Linked DNA regions of Homo sapiens: region 2 is linked to region 1. A link is a contact called in ENCODE Hi-C or POLR2A ChIA-PET data. All regions are on one chromosome and are shown on one strand. Each heading gives the region's core, a stretch centred on a gene start or an enhancer-like site at or near the end of the contact. The rest is flanking DNA. Distances are from core to core; before and after follow the strand shown. Region 1 overlaps CAV2-DT (CAV2 divergent transcript). Region 2 overlaps COMETT (cytosolic oncogenic antisense to MET transcript).

Region 1 (7,156 bases), core at 2,106-4,605:
AAAAATTAAAGGTCAAAATAAACGGGGAGATGTACCATGTGTCTTGGTTGGAAGACTCCATGTTATTAAGATGCCCATTCTCCATAAATTGATCTACAGATTCAACACAATTGCAGTTAAGAATTCCATAGATCTTTTTTTTTAGAAACTGACAAGGTGATTCTCTCTCTCTCTTTCTCACACACACACACACACACACACACACATCTTAGATTACTATATATTTGTGAAAAACATACATATATTTGTACATGCGTGTACAAAGAATGTAAATAGTTGAAACAATTTTGAAAAAGAACAAAGTTGAAGTACTTATGTAACCAGATTTCAGGAGTTAAAGCTACATTACTTGAGATAGTGAAGTAAGAATATATGTATAAATTAATGGAACAGAAAAGAGTGCCCAGAAAGAGACTCACGCATAGATGTGCAATTATTTTTAATAAAGTCAGCAAGGTAGCTCAATGGGAAAGAAAATTCTTTTTAACAAATGGTGCTAAATTAACTGCATATGCCCATGGAAAAACATGAACCTTACACCATGAATAATAATTACCTTGAAATAGACTGTAAACTTAAACGTAAAAGCCAAAACTAAAAAAAAAAAAAAACTTTTAGAAGAAAATATATAAGAAAATATTCAGGACTTTGGGGTAGACAAAGACGTTTTAGCAAAAATGCAAAAGGCATACACCATCAATGAAAATTGGTAAGTTGGACAAAATTTGAAACATAAGCTCTCTGGAAGACATTATTAAGAAAACGAAATGGCAAGCCACAGACTAGAAGAAAATAGTCACAATACATATATATATCAGACAAGATACATGTGTCAAGATTTTATTTAGAACTTTAAAGTTTTGATTAGAAGATGAACAACCCACTTTAAAAAAAAAAGAGGACAAGTACTAAGCAGATATTTCACACACAAAAAAAGTTTATGAATCACCAATAAGGACATAAAAAGATGTTCATCATTAATCATAAGGAAAATTACATTAGTCCATTCTCACACTGCTATAAAGATATTAGCTGAGACTGGGTGATTTATAAAGGAAAGAGTTTTAATTGACTCACAGTTCCACATGGCTGGGGAGGCCTAGGGAAACTTGTAATCATGGCGGAAGGTGAAGGAGAAGCAGGCACCTTCCTCACAAGGTGGGAAGAGAGAGAGCATGCTTGAAGGAGGAAGTGCCACTTTTTTCAACCATCAGCTCTCATGAGAATTTACTCACTATCATGAGAACAGCATGGGGGAAACCATTCCCTGATCCAGTCACCTCCCACCAAGTCCCTCTCTCAATAAGTGGTGATTACAATTAGAGATGAGATTTGTGTGGGGACACAGAGCCAAACCATATCAAAAATGCAAATTAAAACCACAGTGAAATACCACTACACATCCACGAGAATGGCCAAAATGAAAAATACTTACAATGCCAAATGCTGGTAAGAATGTGGAGCAACTGAAACTTTCGTGCACTGTTGCTGAAAGTGTAAAATGGTACAAATACCTGGAAAACAGTTTTGTATTTTCTTTGGTTTTTTTTTGTTTGTGTGTTTGTTTGTTTGAGACAGGATCTTGCTCTGTTGCCCAGGCTGGAGTCCAATGACATGTCATATCTCACCACAAACTTGACCTACCCAGCTCAAACAATCCTCCCGCCTCAGCCTCCCTGAGTAGCAGGGACTACAGGTGCATGCCACCATACCCAGCTACTTTTTTTTTTTTTTTTTTTTTTGTAGAGACGAGGTCTCTCTATGTTGCTCAGGCTGGTCTAAAACTCCTGAGCTGAAGTGATCCTCTTGCCTTGGCCTCCCAAAGTTCTGGGATTACAGGCGTGAGCCACCATGCCTGGCCTTTTCTTCATTTTCATGTGAAGTTAAACATCTATTCATCATATAACCTAACAATTCTTTCCCCTGTTTTACGCAAGAAAAATGAAAACATGTATCTGCAAAAGGATTTGTACGTAAGGATTCATAGGAATTATATTCATCATAACCCAAAACTGGAAATAACCCACGTTATTCAGTAAGTTATATCAATATTTGAATGGATAAACAAATGATGGCATATTCATACAACAGAATAGTTCTGAGTCATGTTCATGTTCTATGGACACTTCTGTAAATTCAATCTCATTTTCTCATTTAATAAGCATAATTCCTGCTAGAGTAGGAGCTATAAAATATGCTGCCCCTTAAATGATGTTGAAGAAATTTCCATATTAATGATTCATAATTACTTGTCATGTTCCATACTCACTCATATTGAACCCCAAAGTTATGTTATCATGTGCTAGTCTTTCTAAATCATTTGCTAAACAAATCAAGGAATCAGAGAGTATGGCATGTATGACAACACCTCATGTCATTATAGATATTTTAAGTATTTTAAATAGCTCTTCATCCTCATTAAAACTGGGAACACTGTGGAGACTTCTAGATTTATGCATTATTTTTACTTATATAACACAGCTTTTCTTCATGTCCTCTTCTTCACTGCTTCACAAACCAACCTGACATGTTTAAAAACTTTATATTCCAATGTACATTTAGGGAATATTTTATAAAGAGACACAGAATTGCCCAGCACTTCACTCAAATGTTACTCATTAGACTTACCTCTTCCCAGGCTCTTCGGACTCTCAGCAGCTAGTTCCTCTCACAGTCTCAAACCCCCTTCTCCTCCCCCAATCACCTATCTTCCCTCTCTCTCCACTCATTTCTCCCAGCAACCACTCCATCTCTCTGCTGGTCTCTTTTTTTTCACTCCTTTCTGTATCTCTCAGCATTTCTCATGCAGAACAATTTAATTCTCACTCCCCTTCAATTTTGAATTCAAGCAGTTGGCCCTCTGCTTAATACTGCCTTAAGCATTATCCGAAAATGAAGATTTCATTTCAAAGTTCTCAAATTACCAAAACTTATTCTTTTTGTGGATAAAAGGAATTGTAAGTAACATCTCTATTGTTTTACCCTTATTTTAGGATAGTTTCATAATGCATAATTAATGCTCTAAAAATAGTTGTAAAAGTTTCCTATGAAATGCATGATTAAAATATAAGATTGCCTTAATGAAAAAATAGCTCATGAATTTTTATTATATTTTTAAAGTTTAACAACAAAGAAGATATGCCAAGCAAAAATATAACAATTTCTTACATGTGGAACATTTTTAGGTATAAAACAGAAAAATATAATTTTCATGGAATAACTACTAGCTACAACCATATGCTAATATTTTCTAAGGTGATATTGTAACCTTAAAAAGCCCAGAGATTTCAAATTAGCCAAAGATGTGTCAGTTGAGTTATTCATTTATAGTAAGCTTTCAGGCCTTAGGACATCACCTATGAACTAAAAATGCTGAGTCAAAAGCCTACCAAGTGACTCATCCTTTCTTATCTTCTTTTTCCACAATAACCATCTTTAGTCACTAATTCCCTAAGTCTAGAGGGAAGGAACTGACCCAAATGCCTTAAAAAAGTAGAACTTTCTTCCCAATGGACGTTTGAAGAAAGACCCCCACCAGCACTCGAAATTGCCAATCTTCCTAAATTTTGAAAAAGTATTAAATACATACATCTGAATAAAATTATTATACTCACACAGGAATATATTTTCCTCTCTGCAGGAAAAATAGAGAAAACCATAAATATTTTATCAGAATGTAATTGTTCAGTGAGCCATCATTTCAACCACTTAGGAAAAATGGAGAGAAGAAAGTCACGTTCAATTATTATTTGACACTAACACCACATACAAAACAAAAATAAGTTTAAGATAACATCTATAAGTATAAATGCTATATAAATACTAGAAAATATTTAATGTGTGTGTGTGTGTGTGTGAGAGAGAGAGAGAGAGAGAGAGAGAGAGAGAGAGAGAGAGACAGAGAGAGGAGATTGCTTACTATTTGGTATAACTTGCAAAAAAAAATATTCATTTGGTTGTAGGGCAAACCTAGATTGGAAGGATAAGAATCATTGCACTTCACTTCCTCCAGGATCCATCTGTCATCTTTGGCTTAGAGACAGATAACTGTTTTCACTTAATTTGTTTTCCAGTTCATGTTTCTCAGATGTTTAACATGGTATTTTGGAAAAGGCAAAACTATGGAGACAGGAAAAAGATCAGGGGTTGCCAGGAGTTTAAGGGAAGGGAAGGATGAATAGGCAGAGCATAGAGATTATTAGGGCAATGAAATTATTCTGTATGATACTGTAATGGTAGATATGTGCCCTTATGCATCTGTCAAAAGCCACAATAAGTAAAATCTAATGTAAACTATGGATTTTAGTGATAATATATTAATATTGGCTTATCAACTGAAACAAATGTACAACTAATACAATGTCTCAGGAACAGGGAAAACTGAGATGAGAGGGTAATATAGGAAATCTCTTTACTTTCAACTCATTTTTCTACAAACCTAAAACTGATATAAAAAGAAGTCTATTAGTTAAAATTCAGAAAAGGAGAAAAACATTGATAAGAAAATACTTTTTTAAATGGAAGACATATAAAAAAACATAAATTAGGCCTTACTGAGGATTTCTGTGGGTCACTGAAGTGGTGTTTGCATAACATATTACATATGAAATTTTCCTAAAACTGTCCTTGAGTACATGTCCCTTTTTCATGTTTTTGTTTCAATCATTTTGGGGGTACAGGTAGTTTTCGGTTACATGAATAAGTTATTTTGTGGTGATTTCTGAAATTTTGGTGCACCCGTCACCCAAGCAGTGTACACTGTACTCAATATGTAGTCTTTTTTTCCTCACCTCCCTCCCACCCTTCGCCCCAAGTCCCCAAAGTCCATTATAGCATTCTTATGCCTTTATGTCCTCACAGATTAGCTCCCACTTATAAGTGAGAACATACGATATTTGGTTTTCCATTCCTGAGTTACTTCACTTAGAATAATGGCCTCTAGTTCCATCCAAGTTGCTGCAAAAGACATTATTTCATTCCTTTTTATGGCTGAGTAGTATTCCACGGTGTATATACCCACATTTTCTTTACCCACTCATTGGTTGATGGGCGCTTAGGTTCGTTCTATATCTTTGCAATTGCGAATTGTGCTGCTATAGACATGCATGTGCATGTATCTTTTTTACATAACGTACGTCCCTTTTTTAAAAATAATTATTTTGTAGAGAAGAGATCTTGCTAAGTTGCCCAGCTGGCCTTGAACTCCTGGCATCAAGCAATCCTCCCGCCTCAGCCTCCTGAAGTGCTGGGATTACAGGCATAAGCCATCGCGCCCAGCCCATATGTCTTCCTTTTTCCTAGGTCTGCTCCTCACAGCAGCAGCTTAAATCTTTCCTTCTATTTCTCTCTAACCTCACAGGCCCTTGCTAATTTTGCTCCTCACTTGTAGCATCTTTTTTTTATTTTTGTCATGAAAAGAAATTTAGACTTTCAGGCTTCCGGATCCAGCGTGTTCATCTGTTATGCTGTTAACAGTATCACAACAAAAGCATGGTAGGTGAGTAAGACAAAAAGAGAGCCCTCCTCCCAAGGTAGATTATGGTTGGGTGGGAGAGAGGTGGCTGGGAAGGTTTGCAGACCTGCTTTCACCATCACCATCTTGCCACCTGTCTGAGGAGTGAGGAAAAGGAGAAGAAAGGTTTCCAGCATGGCAACAGTGTGGCCAGGAGTGCAATTCACTTGAGATATAGGAGAGGAAATGAATTCCTGGGGGAAAGTGAGGGATTTGACCAATATTCAATCCAACTATAATGTATCCCATACTACAGGTAAGATTAAGTTGCCAGTTACATAGAGGAAAAACTCATGATGAATAGTAATTTGAACAAGGCTATATGTAGCACTGCATTCACTAGTGTAAGAATCTTGGATCTCATCTACCAGTGTTCAGAAGAGTATCGAGAGAGTATAGACAGTAGCTAGAAAAGGCACTTACTAAACTTCTTTACATGCCCTTTCTGTTGTTTCTTTCTGAATTTTCTGAATTAAAGCAATGCACAACACATTTTGAGAGTAAAAGTAAAGAGCATTTTTGGTTAAATTAACATGAGTACTTTATCCAGATCTTTTGCTGACCCATGCTTCTCAATTTGGATTTTTTTTCTACTTATAAAAATGCTACACAGAAAATGTTGGGGTATAGAGCTGTCATTTCCTTCCTTCCTTCCTTCCTTGCTTCCTTCCTTCCTTCCTTCCTAAGTAAGATAATACAAAAGAAATAAAAGACGTGCTGTCTCATAGGAGATGAGACACGTCTATATAAGTCCTAGGAATTCTAATTTAATTTGCATACCAAGGACATCTAAAGGAGAAAAATGTATTCTAATTAGGGTCTGGCTTCTAATGTATTATAAAAGTAACTTGTTAAATGAGATTTTGTGTTTTACTGGAAAATTCTTTTTCATAAAATTATTGACTGAAGATTAGTCCTTGATAAGCAAATCAATTTTGTAATTCAAACATGGCTATAGAAATTCAATGCATTTTTCTTTTTTAAAATTGTATTTTATTTTGAGAAAGCATCTCACTCTGTCACCCAGGCTGGAATGCAGTGGCCTGATCTCGGCTCACTGCAACCTCTGCCTCCCAGATTCAAGTGATTCTCATGGCTTAGCCTCCCAAGTAACTGAGATTATAGGCATGTGACCATGTCCAGCTAATTTTTTCTATTTTTAGTAGGGACGGGGTTTCATTGTGTTGGCCAGACTGGTCTCAAACTCCTGGCTTCAAGTCATCCGCCCACCTCAGCCTTCCAAAGTGCTGAGATTACAGGCGTCGAGCTACCATGCCCAGCCTCAGTGCATTTTTTTTACAGTCATAGAGCAATGCCTATAATCATCCTTCATACATCTCAGATCAAAACAAATAATTCTGTCTTACAAGAGGAGTGCCCTTAGACATTAAATAATAAATTCGCTAAAGGCATTATTTTATATATGGTTTGTGACATAGTGCCTATGAAAACCTAATTCAAAAAAATAATAAATTACAAAATAGCTACTAAGGGTATAAGGAGACATTAACTATGGATTAGAAAAACCTTCTTAAAGCAGACAGATTCTCAGAAAGTGTTGAAAGAGACTGGTCGTCACAAAGGTTGAGTTAAACATGATTTAGGTGAGTATATTTCATTATGTACATTAATGTAAGTTGTTGT
Region 2 (7,156 bases), core at 2,377-4,876, 120 kb after region 1:
GTTAATGTCAATGTCTCAAAAATCAATGTCAATGTTGAGTTAACCATCCAAAGTGTGGATGTTTCTACTTTCTTAGTACCTTGGAGAGGTTCTCTGGATAAATAACAAAAGGAATTAGCTACTTAAGAATGGTACACAGGCTTATAAATAACTCGTGTAGGCATGCATAACTAATACATTTTTCCAAGGACATGGTAAACTCTTCCCATCTCAAGTAAAACCTCAAAATCTACATCCTGGTTCTGGCTCTTTTCACAGGGTAAAGTCATGGAGTTGGATGAGAAAGGTCTTTTTCTTAAGGCAGGGTAACTTTTAGAAGACAGGAATTCTGGAAGGGGCCAGGGTTTGATGTTAATCTAGCCCAGATGCAAAGGGAAGGTACAAAGTCAGGCACACCCGGCCCCATGTGCACGTAGGACACGACAACTGGAAAAGACGTCAAGAGATAACAGACGGTCCAGTGGCATTTGTCCTGACCAGGTATATCTAAACCTGTCTGATTTACCCATGGTCAGTAGCCAAAAGAAGGAAGCAACAGCATGCAGCTGTATTCACGGAAACCACCGGAGAAACTTTTCTCATTGCTTCCAGCCCTACCTTTAGTTCCTGACTTCCCCAGCTCTGCCTGTCTTCTGAACCTTCACCTTTATGGAAGGTAGAATTGAGGAGCTATTAGAAAGCCAGGTTTATAAACTGTGATGGTTCCAAAACCCTAGGTACACAGTAAAATCACCTGGGGATTTTATAAAAATCCCAATACCCAGGCCATATCCTAAGCCAACTACATTAGGTTTTCTAGGCGTGGGACCAGATATCAGTCTGTTCTCAAGCTCCCAGGGCCACTGAGTTCATATCAGATGATCTGAGTTCGAAGTCCAGTATAAACAATTACCTCTTCTCTGTCTGTCTCAGTTTTCTCACCTGTAAATGGTGATCATTATAGTCTCTAATTTATAAGATTGCAAGGATTAAATGAGTTCATTCACATAAAAATATCAGCACAGTTCTTAAATGTTAGTTCTTAGCACCGAGTTTCCTCTTCTTGACTTCCCATGTTTGAATTTCAATGCCTTCCACATCCTTAGCTTTTCCTCATCCTCCCTGCCTGTATCAGTTGCTCTAGGTATGCTCTGGGGACAGCCTAGTACTCCAGGCTGTGTAGTTGGCACCCTGGCCAGGATCACCCTTGCCACTGAGGGCCCCTGGACAGGACTTGAAGGGTCAAACACCGAGGAAACACTGACAGAGGGTGGTAACAGAGAGGGTGACCCACTGCCCTAAACTGCCCCAGGACTGAGGTATTTCCCAGGTTACAGGACTTGGAGAGCTAAAATCAGGACAGCCTCAGTAATCCAGGGCAGCTGGTCACTGTAATTGGAACAGATAGTCCAGGAAATCAGTGCAGGCAGGGGTTATCTTTAGGAAAGTCAATGAACAGGAAGTCAGGGTCTCGAGGTTAGACTCCACCGCTACACAAGGATAAAGTGAAAGAAGAAAAGGAACTGCAAGAACAAGGCAGGACCCCAGCCCTACAGGCAACAGGCCAGCGCCTTTTAAGAGATGCAGCACCTCCGTTAACAAAACTGGCAAGATGGCAGTATTGTAAGGTCAAGGCCCAGTTAGCATAGGTGGCACGAGTGTTGAGCTAAAAATGCATAAATCCCTAAGACTTAAACAAAGCTGAACTATATAGGAAGAAACCTCAGCCCCAAAGAGATGCTGGCTAACGTACTCTGCCCTGCATGATCTACTCTTGACCTCTTTTTTCCTGTTTAACATTTTTTTAATTGTGGTAAATATACACATAACATATTTACCTTCTCAACCATGTTAAGTGTACAGTTAGTAAAGTATATTCACATTGTTAAGCAATTTCCAGAACCTTTTTAATCTTTCAAAACTGAAACTCTATTCATTGGACAATTCCCCATTTCTTTCTTCTGAGTCCCTAGCAGTCGCCATTCTAATTTCTGTTTCTATAAGCTTATCTACCCTAGATACCTCATACAAGTGGAATCAAGCAGTATTTGTCTTTTTGTGACTGGCTTATTTCACTTAGCACAATGTCCTCAAGGTTCACCCATGTCGTAGCATGTATCAGAATATATATTGATATGGTTTGGCTCTGTCCCCACCGAAATCTCATCTTGAATTGTAACTCCCACAATTTCTACGTGTCGTGGGAGGGGCCCAGTGGGAGGTAATTAAATCATAGCGGCAGGTCTTTCCTGTACTATTCTCACGATAGTGAGTAAGTCTCGTGAGATCTGATGGTTCTACAAGGGAGAGTTCTCCTACACAAGCTTGCTCTTGCCGCAGCCATGTAAGAAGTACCTTTCACCTTCCACCGCGATTATGAGGCCTCCCTAGCCACGTGGAACTGTAAGCCTATTAAACCTCTTTCTTTTTTTTTTTTTTTTGGTTCTAATTGCCTTTTCTTTTTTTTTATTTTACTTTAACTTCTGGGATACATGTGCAGAACGTGCAGGTTTGTTACATAGGTATACATGCACATGTATGTTTATTGCAGCACTATATACAATAGCACAGAGTTGGAACCAACCCAAATGCCCATCAATAATTGACTGGATAAAGAAAATATAGCATATATGTACCATGGAATACTAGGCAGCCATAAAAAAGGATGAGTTCATGTCCTTTGTGGGGACATGGATGAAGCTGGAAACCATAATTCTCTGCAAACTTACACAGGAACAGAAAACCAAACAACGCATGTTCTCACTTATAAGTGGGAGCTGAACCATGAGAAAACATGGACACAGGGAGGGGAACATTGCACACCGGGGCCTGTTGAGGGTGGGGGGCAAGGGAGAGCATTAGGACAAATACCTAATGCATGCAGGGTTTAAAACTTAGATGATGGGTTGATGGGTGCAGCAAATCTCTTTCTTTTGTAAATTGCCCAGTCCAGTCTTGGGTATGTCTTTATCAGCAGCGTGAAAACAGACTAATACATATGTCCTTTTAGAGGCTAATATTCCATTCTATGTATATACTGCATGTTGTTTATTCATTCATTCATCCACGGACATTTGGGTGGCTTTCCCCTTCTGGCTGTTGTGAATAATGCTGCTATGAACACGAGGGTACAGATATCTCTTCAAGGCCCTGATTTCAATTCTTTTGAGTCTTCACCCAGAAGTAAGGTTGTCTTGAGCTCTTCTTAGGTTCTCATCCTGACTACCGTGCCTCTGTACAGTGGGACACAGAGCCACCCTCCCCACAGAGGAGCTCTCTCCTCCTGCTACCATTATCGTGGCAGTAGTTCCTGCCTCTTTTGTACGTTCAAACTCTTGGGATTGGAATGTTAATTTTCTCTGCATTATCATCCATTCATTCACTTATTGGAGAAATATTTACTGTAAGTCTGAGACCTGAAGACCAAGAAGATGATGGCCTTGTGAAAACTAGAGGAGGAGAAGAGCATTCAGGGTCCAGTGAGTGTGGGTGTGGAGATTTGGCTTACACTTGCTTAATCTCCTCTCACTCTCCCTGTGTTTGTACTCCATGCTCTTTTACACCATGCTGTATGCATCCTGGTTTCAAACAGAGTCAGGGACTTCAGCTGGTACATTCCCAGTCATTTCATTATGAGCAGGCTCTCCCCAACCTTCCCCTGACCCAGTGGCCTCACCACATCCTGCTGCCTAGCACTTGCTTATTTCTGGCCTGACAAAACGCCTAGTGGATGCTCTCAGTGCATCGACTCTTGGAAACAATGATTCTTCCTCTCTACTACCCAGTAGAGTGAGAGAGGTTCTTTATCTTGCCTAAGTGTTTTGAGGCACACAAGAAAAACCACAAAGGCAGAGCTTCCCTGGACACTTCCTCTCCTTTAGGGGAAAACAAAATCAATTCTCTCTCTCTCCCTCCCTCCCTCCCTCCCGAAGCCTCCCCACTGCCCTCCAAGTTTTTCACGTTGACAAATCAGACTGGAAGCCTGTATGACAGCCACTTTTCAGTATTTAACAATAACCCTCCCTACATCATCTACAAGTTATGTCTTCAACACACAAGGACAGTTTCTAGGACAAGCATTATCCAGGACTTTGCTACTCATATTAAAGGGCAGCATCCTATCCGCAAATCACACCCTCCAGTCTGCCCCCCTCTGACAATTCAAGAAAACTTACAGAATATTGGTTTATTGCATTTATCATTTCAGGGTTTGAGGATGTTTTAAGTTAATGATTTCCCTTTTTTTTTATTGTGCCAAAATCTTGTTCAAACACAATGAAATAAAACATGTAGATACAGGTTTCATTTCCATTGGTTGTCTGAGGCTAAAAATAAGAAGCCAGTGCTTAATGCTGACTTTTAATCTTATTGTGTGAGACCTTATCAATGTTTCCAAAATGCAGATTTAAAAAATAGCTGTGGTTAGGGTTTGAGAGGATATTCTGTGAATTCTAGTGCATGCACTGCCATCTACTGGACATTTATGATATAAAACTAAGCTGCATAGAAATAAGTGTATTTAATCACTGAAGACTCTGTAGAAGACAATACTAATGACATTACTCTTTAGAAAAAAGATAAGTATCTGGATAGATTAATGGAATAAATAAGTATAATATGCAGGCACAACAATATTCCTGTCTGGAATTTCTTGTTACTAAAGAATTTGTATTTTCATCTGCAGAGTAATGTTTGTCACTCTAATGAATGCAGAATCACAGCATTCATGCTGATAAAATCATTTTCAAATTGTGGTTCCTTAATACGACCAGGGAGAAGAGGCAACTCATATTGTCCTTCAGGTGGTGGAATTAAAGTAGGTATATGAGACTTCCCTTAGGATATTCTGTCTAATCATATATTCTGAAAAAAATTATGAGCATACTATCATGTACAGTTACAGAACTTCAGCAGTTTTTAAGAAATTTAACTCAATCACATCCACAATGCTGAACTTCTCATAAATAAAATTTAATATTCATTTCAGAAGGCAGTGCAGGGTTTTATAGTGTGTTGTGGCCATTATTTAACATATTAATTATTTTTGTATAATACTATTAAACACTTACTTAGGTGACATTTCTACCTGTTTTTCTTCTGGATACATAAGGGTTATCCCTTAATTGGATGGTAGAAAACCATATGGATTTTACATTTTAAAATGTACAAAGTAACTAGTTCTGAATATTTGACGTACATATGGGAGTGATATTCTTTTTTTGCACAGTAATTTGATAATAAGGCAGAAGTTTGGGGGCAGAGTGGGCTTAGGTGTAAAAAAGATAAAATTAATTATAGATATTACACCCAACCTTTATAAATCACATGTCATTTTACTTATTTTAGGCCAGACCTCCCTTCCATGCATATGCATCGTACTAAGAAAGATGCTTTCAACAACAATGTAATAAATTGCTCCCAGTCGCCTTAAGCCTTAAGTCTTAGAGGGGTGTGTGTGTGTGTGTGTGTTAGAGAAGTTGTTTATCAGAAGGAATTAGTCTCTTCAATGAAGGCAACAGAAGAAATCACGACAGAGTATATGCTAATGAAAGAGTTAAATGAGTGGAGTTTATTTTAGCTGCAAGAGCACACAAGAAAACATAGCGAATGATAAATAATTTGGAATTAGTCAACTGGGATGAGGTTTCTATTAAAATCCTTGAATGAGACCATTATCCTTTTAACAAAGAAAAAAAAAAGAAAGTCTGTATTTTAAGAAAGCTAAATTTTTTATTGATACATAATGACCATACATATTTCTGGGGTACATGTGAAACTTTGATAAATGCATACAATGTGTAATGATAAAATCAGGGCAATTGGGATATCTATCACTCAAACACTTATTATTTCTCTGTGTTGGGAATATTCCAAATCTTCTAGCTATTTTGAAATATACAATAAATTATTGTTAACTATAGTCACCCTACTCTGCTATTAAACACTAGAACTTATTCTTCCTATCTAACTATGTTTTGGTACCCATTAACAAGAAAGCTAACTTGTTAAGTTAAATAAAATTTAAGGAAATTGTCTAAGTATTTTATCTTTTTTAGACACCATAACAAATAGGAAATAACATATTTTTATATCTCATGACACTCCTAGCTTTTGTTTAAACCTGAACTCTCAAATACAGAGAATTAGCTTAGAAAAATAACTGCAGGGGTTAGGCTTTGAAATTTATCTTACTAAGCATGACAGCATGTTCTCAATGTTTTGCATGTTTCAATCTTTGTTTGTGAACTAGAAAAAGCATCTTTATTTAAATTCAATTAAACCAGACCTACATAGCTGAAACCCTGAGAGAAAACACAATTATGGAATCAATCCCAAAGCACTTGTATGGTGAATTCAGGCAAAAATGGAAATGGTCAATGTGAAATAACAAGATTAATATACAGCCAATCAGTAAAGAAAGTAAATTAAGTATATTGGTGAATACCACCCCCAAATTCATCAAGAAATTTTCATGTTTCCATACACTATAAATCTATATTATCTAAGACTGCAGCCTCTAGACACATGTGGCTACTTACATTTAAATGAATCTTTCATTAGACAAAATTAAAATTTAGTTCTTCAGTCTCACTAGCTACATTTCAAGTGCTCAGTAGCCACATGTGGCTAGTGGTTAAGGAGTGGACGGCACAGAGCTAGAATATTTTTATGATAACCAAAGCTCCATTAGATGGCGTTACTAAAAATCATCAAAATCTTGTCTCAATTCTTTGTTATAACATGTTTTGAAGGAATTTCACATAGTGAAAGAATAGCCATACACCTCCAAGTAACAACTGTTTCATTTTCTGGTTTATTGGGTGAACATATTCCAAGCTTCAAAATAGAGCTGGCATACATAACTATTGCTTTAAAAAGATAACACACAGGGTTCCAGAATTGGAAAAGACCTAGAGATAAATCATATATTCCATATGTTCCGTCATTCTCATCTTACCACTGAGGGCACACAGACTAAAAGAGGAAAGTAACTTGCCCAAGGTCATAGGAACAGTTGGCCCACAACGATAGGACCCAGCTTCCTGACTTCAGGTCGCATTGCGCATTCTGAACACCAGTAAGTAAGCTACATCTATCCTGAGACTATATGGTAACCTGACTACATCTCTCAAGTTATATGAAGAAACGAAAAGGAATAAAAAACGGAGACTCAATG

What was found. Hi-C counts contacts between places; a loop is a spot of excess contacts on that map. ChIA-PET counts read pairs that join two places held with the same protein, here RNA polymerase II (POLR2A). Pooled maps may share reads with other maps.
Region 2: a loop to region 1 is called in a pooled map, with 5 times the contacts of the local background. The contact joins two enhancer-like sites. A Hi-C loop is called at or near these places in 10 of 37 single-sample maps with no recorded cell type and 7 of 50 pooled maps. POLR2A ChIA-PET finds 5 or more read pairs at or near these places in 3 of 52 experiments (AG04449, PC-9 and activated T-cell).

The regions. Positions count from the first base shown.
Region 1 is chr7:116,462,561-116,469,716 of GRCh38, forward strand. All of the region lies in intron 1 of CAV2-DT (CAV2 divergent transcript), which reads right to left. Among named protein-coding and RNA genes, the nearest start is that of CAV2-DT, 33 kb to the right of the region's middle. Within about 2 kb of position 3,356, at least 7 of the 41 ENCODE cell types and tissues checked have a DNase peak (open chromatin) inside an H3K27ac peak, as active enhancers do.
Region 2 is chr7:116,584,750-116,591,905 of GRCh38, forward strand. All of the region lies in intron 2 of COMETT (cytosolic oncogenic antisense to MET transcript), which reads right to left. Among named protein-coding and RNA genes, the nearest start is that of CAV1, 63 kb to the left of the region's middle. RefSeq lists an enhancer at 3,588-3,687. Within about 2 kb of position 3,627, at least 9 of the 41 ENCODE cell types and tissues checked have a DNase peak (open chromatin) inside an H3K27ac peak, as active enhancers do.